2 separate regions of the Homo sapiens genome follow, and region 1 is linked to region 2. Evidence: chromatin contacts called from ENCODE Hi-C data. All regions are on one chromosome and are shown on one strand. The core of a region is the stretch at or near the end of the contact, and the rest is flanking DNA. Distances in the headings are between cores, read along the strand shown. Region 1 holds the start of RELCH (RAB11 binding and LisH domain, coiled-coil and HEAT repeat containing). Region 2 holds the start of LMAN1 (lectin, mannose binding 1).

Region 1 (2,826 bases), core at 131-2,630, 2.8 Mb after region 2:
CAAAACTCTCTGAAGCATTCAACTTTTAAAATAGTTCTAAGTTCCAAAACCTTGATTCTAGCCTGCATGAACGAGTCAGAAATGTTGCAGGAGACAGTGGATAAAGAATCGTTTGGGACATAAGAGAAATGATGTTAATTCCTTTGACTCCTTATTAGCGGAATTGATTTTTTTTTTTTTTTTTTTTTTTTTTTGAGACGGAGTCTCGTTCTGTCGCCCAGGCTGGAGTGCAGTGGCGCGACCTCGGCTCACTGCAATCTTCGCCTCCGGGGTTCAAGCGATTCTCCTGCCTCAGCCTCCTGAGTAGCTGGGATTGCAGGCTTGCGCCACCACGCCCAACTAATTTTTGTGTTTTTAGTAGAGAAGGGGTTTCACCATGTTGGTCAGGCTGGTCTCGAACTCCCGACCTCGTGATCCGCCCGGCTCGGCCTCCCAAAGTGCTGGGATTACAGGCGTGAGCCACCGCGCCCGGCGTGGAGCTGATTTTATAACAACCACTCTTGGCTTAAGTTTACTTATCTGTCTACTGGTGAGACAGCATTAGATATTCTGAAGGGTCCCTGTTGTGTAAATCGTGTATTAAATCCTAAGCGTTTATTGAGTACCTAACAATTTGTTTTCCAACTCGACGATGTTCCCAGATCCAGGCAAATGCCAACCTCAGCGTTCCCTTTTCCGTTTAGTCTCTCCAGCCCCCGTCCCCACCCACAGGCAGGACCACCTCCGGGGCTGAGAAGTCGTGCTGTCGCTAGGCCTCCCGAGTGTGCAAGCATGTGGCAGAGAAGGGAAAAGAAAGGAAGTCACATTCCGACTACAGGCCTGGGCACTTGCTATCCATGGGGACAAAATGTCACCACTGGCAGCAAATAGCGAGAAAAAGTGCAGCGCAGTAGGGAAACAGCGCGTCCGCGGGCGCGACACCACAGTTTGGGCGCCGACACCCTCCGCGCACTGGTCCCTGAACTTTACCTGGAGCTTATCCCGGTCAGGCCTGATCTCGAAAACGAGGGCTCCTCAGCGCGAAGGCAGGACCCAGCTCCATTAAAGCTCTCGGGCAGTGGTCCCCTCTACCCACTGAAGCGATAGCCGGGAGGGTATTCCTAAGCCACCACTACAACCACCCCTCAATTCCGGAACGCCCCCAATACCTGCCCGGCCGCTGCTGCTATCGCGATAATTCTCGGGCCAGTCTCCCGTCAGTCCGCTCCACGCCTTCCTTCTCTGACCAATCATGGAGGAGTCGTGGGTGGAGTTTTGCTTTTGAGCGGAGAGCGGGGCCTTCAATCTTTGCTATCTGGCGCTGGGAATGGGCGGAGCTGAAGTGGGCTGGGGCGGGGCTGGGGCGGGGCTAGATCGGGGAGAGGGGCAGGGGCACGCTCCAGTTCTCGCGAGACTGGAGACCAGGAAGACGCCTGCAGAGCCGGGCTGCTGGTGCAGCAGAGGCTGAGGCATCAGGTGCAGCTGCATCCGGATCTCCTGCCTTGGAGCGTACTCCTTGTCTCTAAGTCGGGAGGCAGGACGTGGTCAGGCCGGGGCTGTGGAGGTGCGCTGTGTCCCCTGAGGCCTAGAGGATTCGGGCTGCGGCCCGTCGGAACCAGTCAGGGAGGCGCCCACACTCCTGACAGGATAAGATGGCGGCGATGGCGCCTGGAGGTAGTGGCAGTGGTGGCGGCGTGAATCCATTTCTCAGTGATTCGGATGAGGACGATGACGAGGTAGCTGCAACAGAGGAACGGCGGGCAGTACTTCGGCTGGGCGCCGGAAGTGGCCTAGATCCTGGCTCTGCGGGCTCGCTGTCGCCACAGGATCCCGTGGCCTTAGGAAGCAGTGCGCGGCCAGGGCTCCCTGGGGAGGCGTCGGCGGCTGCAGTGGCCCTGGGGGGCACCGGGGAGACCCCGGCCCGATTATCAATTGATGCGATCGCTGCTCAGCTGTTGCGCGATCAATACTTGCTGACCGCCCTGGAGCTGCATACCGAGCTGTTAGAGAGTGGCCGGGAGCTGCCTCGGCTGCGCGACTACTTCTCCAATCCAGGCAACTTCGAGAGGCAAAGTGGAACCCCGCCGGGGATGGGGGCGCCAGGGGTCCCTGGAGCAGCCGGCGTTGGGGGCGCTGGAGGTCGGGAACCGAGTACAGCGTCGGGCGGGGGACAGCTCAGTAAGTGGACGCAGCCTGTCACACTCCGGCAGGGTATTTGGGATTGTACGGAGTTACTGTAGGGGAGAGGGGGTATTTCTGCGTGGGTCCCGATAGGGACATTTTAAGGAACGAGAGTATTGGGGTGGGGGCGCTCTTTTGCGGTGGAAGCAAGAGGATCAGGCAATGACTGTTCTCTCTGCCTGCTTCCAACCCTTGGCTGGTGTTGCACTTGGCTCCTGGCTCCCCTACTGGTGTCAGTATCTATAAAATATCAAGAGTTTCTAGTTCACTGGCTATTACGGGACTCCAGAAGGTTCCCTTTTATACTAGTTTATTGCTTTAAGCATTTTCCTTTTTCTCCAGTTACCTGAATCACACTACCAGGAAATAGTGTTACCTGAATTGCCTGCAGTAGTTCTTTGAGTCTGAGCCAGGAGAGAAAGAATAGGACACACTGCTGCTGTCTCCGAAAAGTCAGATGTACTTAAGACCCTTTGTCTTTGGGACGACTTTTTCACCGCCAAAATTGGGTTTTCTGCTGCACAAAATTTGTTCTGTTGAGATAAAGTTGATGTAATTCAGTTTCAATGCCTTAATTTAAGTAATGTCCAAAATTACAGGAAATCCAAGGAGCAAGGCAGACAGGTTCTACCAGCAGTCTGTCTCACCATCCCACCACCTTGCAGG
Region 2 (3,255 bases), core at 343-2,842:
ATACCTTTCAATTACACATTAATTTGAGAGAAATAGCGCTTCCTAAAAGGGTGCTTCCTATTCAGTAATTACTTTCTAGAAATGAAACATTTTGTTTCAAGAACTGGATAATCTAAAGTGATGTATAAAAACCTTATATAAAAGATTACTTATGGGGGAGGTGGGAGGGATAGCATTAGGAGATATACCTAATGTTAAATGACTAGTTAATGGGTGCAGCACACCAACATGGCAAATGTATACATACTAACCAACCTGCACGTTGTGCACATGTACCCTAAACCTTATAGTAAAAAAAAAAAAAAAAAAAAAGATTAATCACACACAAAGATAGAATTCAAACTGCCAGAGCTCCTCATCTCATATAAAGGCATTTGCCACTTGTTCAACGGGTATATCTGATGGTCACTGAACAGAGCTTATGTCATGCCAAGTGCTACGATTGACTCCTTAGTCAGCAGTGACACATCAGCACTAAAAAGTGCAGATATGTTTTCTTTCACGTAAGTAAATGCTCTAGCAAGGCTCTCTTATCTACAAAAGTGCCAAACACAGAGAGTGAATAAAATATGAACCCAAGATTATTTCAATGCTTCCAATTTTTTTAAAGGGCTAAAAATGTAATGCTATTCTTAGTCTCAGGTTCAGAAACAATCAATCCCTAAAAATATATCCCTTCTCCTAAAAAGTTACATAATGTGTTACTACGAGAGAAAAGATCAAAGACCACACCAAGTCACTGAGAGGAAAATGTGTAGTTCCAACAGTATAAGAATGTCTTCTGACATACAAAGACTTAAAAAATTACTCTAATACTACTATATGCCATCTCAGGAGCCGTCAGTGGGCATGGGGTTCAAGCGAAGCATTAACCATTGCTAACACCGGAGCAAAGAAATCGGGGATCGGGGGTGGGGGGTGGAAGCGGGAAAGGAAGTAAGGGGGCTTCTAGAACATGTCTCAGGTTGGGATGGCTGGGGGTAGGGCACATTTCTCCTAGAGACGTGGCGTTGTGAAACATGATACCTAGAAGCAAGTTTGAGTGCTAGGAAGTGTAGGAGGTAACCAAACACCTCTAGATCCAACGGAAAGTACCGACGAGATCAAAGAAGGGAAGACAGCAGGCGGGTGAGAGAGAACAGAATGGGTGAGGGAAAGACTCGGGGACAAGCGGAGGGAACCGTGCGAACCAGGAGGGACCCGGCGGAGGGGCTGCCAGGAGGGTCCCCTCCACAGCGCATATGGTGTGCAGCTGCTGGAACGGGAACCTCAGCACACCAGGGTAGCCGCGGATGAAAGGCGAAGAGGCAGCAGAAGGGGGAGAGGAACCCGGCCCCCAGCCCTCTGCTCCGGCTTACTCCCCGCGTGGGCCCAGAAGGGCACGGTCCCGTCGCTCTGCACCAGGTGCGGCCCCTTGAAGCTGTATTTGTACTCGAAACGGCGATGTGGCAACGCGACCGCGGGGTCTCCTCCCACGCCGTCGCCCCGGACGAAGCGACCGAGTGACAGCAGCAAGGCGCAGAACAGCGGCCGAACTCTGGCCCGGAGACCCCTTTGCCTGGATCCCGCCATCTTGGATTCTGGAACGCGGAGGAGGGCGGGAGAGGGAGGGGCGCGGATGGCTGCGGATGGCCAACAGGGCGCTCGCTGATTGGCAGAGCCCGGGGGACCCCCAAGGGCAAGGGGTGAGCCCCGCCCCCGGCCTCCGCTTTCCGCGCGGCCGCACGGCCAGGAGCAGCTGTGGGCGGGGCCACGCGCAGGGGGCGGGTCTGGGGCGGTGCGGTCCTTCGGCCCCGCCCACCCTCCGGGGGTGGGGAAAGGACTCCAACCTTCGCTTCCCGCGCGGCAGAGTGCGGGAAGCGCCGATGGGTCCTTACCTGCAGGGAGCTTTCTCCGGCTTCTTAGAATACCTGGGAGCAGGAATTGGCTAGCCCTAAGACCTCTGGACCCAGCCTGTACAAAACCTTTTTAGTATATTAGAAGAAAGGTGTTCCTTTTGATGTGACATCAGTTTTTCAGTGGCACAATCCCGAATGCTTATGGTCCCAGCCCACTGAGCTCTACCAAGCTATGTTAGAGCGTTGCAAACTAGAAACCAGCACCCACGGGGTTGTAGGATGCCTTAGGATTTATAAGTTGGTGTCGGAAAGAGGGTTTCTGTGAATTTGTCAGCCAGCCTTTACATCTCAAAATTTAATTCCAAGAGCTTTCCAAATTTTGAAACCATGGCAAGAGTGCATTCAAATGAAACTGACTTTGGTTTGGTTTGGTTTTGGTGAGAGGGATAATGTGCTATGGACCCAGGCGTCTGTAGAACCTGGACATTTGATATAGGATCGGTCTTCCACTCAATGAATACGTTCTATATTTTAAAGGGGACTCCTCTTTCCCTTGCTTAGGAAAAAATATCGTCAAAATATTCATGGTAATCCAAAGTTTTGTTTTTTCAAAAATGTGTCATGATGAGTTTTTCAAGTCCAAGAAACAGCAGTATGATTTATATTGTTTTTACACATGGCTTTTTATTAGCTCTGTTCGTGTGGGCTACATGAACGCCACACTAGCCCTAGGGACTCAATACCCGCATTACTTAAACTTATTTTTCATTAACTTCCCAGTTTTGGAAGTTGAATCCCATCTTCGGATTCATGGGCCATTACTGTTAAATCTCTTTCTAGTGCTCAAATAAAACCTTCAAGTTGAATATGGATTTAAGGCTTTCCGCCTGCTAGTCTCGAGATGTAATTTAAATGAAAGTACCATACTTACTGCTATCTCAGCAGCAGCAGTAACAAACATTTATCCACTGTATGGTGTATGTGCGTCATTGCCCTGGACTCTCCATGGTTTTCAACCCATAGGATTTAATCATTTTATTTTCTTTGGTTCTCTCATTGCTCTGGCAACCAGCTCTATGCCTTGCACAGAGTGAAGATTCCATAAATATTTGTTAAACAAACATTAATGTTATAAAAATGGCAAACACTTACTGAGTGCTTTCTGTGTGTAACTGCACTAAGCCTTCAACATATGTTAACTTATTGAATGCTGACAGCAGCCCTCTAAGGTAGATGCCATTAATATTTCCATTTACAGATGAGGAAACAGAAGCATAGATTAAATAATTTGCCCAATGTCACACAGTAAGTGGCAGAGGTAGGTTTCAATTCCAGCCATTCTATCATTGAAGCCTTCAATCTTAAGAACCGTTTTATGTTAAACATTATGTATATTAAGTATTTTCAATTCATTACG

What was found. A loop is a pair of places that touch in the nucleus more often than their neighbours do. Pooled maps may share reads with other maps.
Region 1: a map of CD8-positive, alpha-beta T cell shows a loop between it and region 2 (10-fold over the local background). The contact joins the promoter of RELCH here to the promoter of LMAN1 in region 2. A Hi-C loop is called at or near these places in 4 of 168 maps with a recorded cell type or tissue (CD4-positive, alpha-beta memory T cell, CD8-positive, alpha-beta T cell and naive thymus-derived CD4-positive, alpha-beta T cell) and 13 of 50 pooled maps.

What each region holds. Positions count from the first base shown.
Region 1 is chr18:62,185,875-62,188,700 of GRCh38, forward strand. It overlaps RELCH (RAB11 binding and LisH domain, coiled-coil and HEAT repeat containing), which reads left to right and starts at 1,381. Exons shown (of 29, transcript NM_001346231.2): 1 at 1,381-2,157. The coding sequence starts at 1,632. It overlaps PIGN (phosphatidylinositol glycan anchor biosynthesis class N), which reads right to left and starts at 1,182. Exons shown (of 31, transcript NM_176787.5): 1 at 970-1,182. RefSeq lists silencers at 684-896, 1,847-2,066 and an enhancer at 1,487-1,696.
Region 2 is chr18:59,357,673-59,360,927 of GRCh38, forward strand. It overlaps LMAN1 (lectin, mannose binding 1), which reads right to left and starts at 1,593. Exons shown (of 13, transcript NM_005570.4): 1 at 1,359-1,593. The coding sequence starts at 1,572. RefSeq lists enhancers at 1,008-1,107, 1,118-1,167, 1,358-1,547 and a silencer at 1,578-1,877.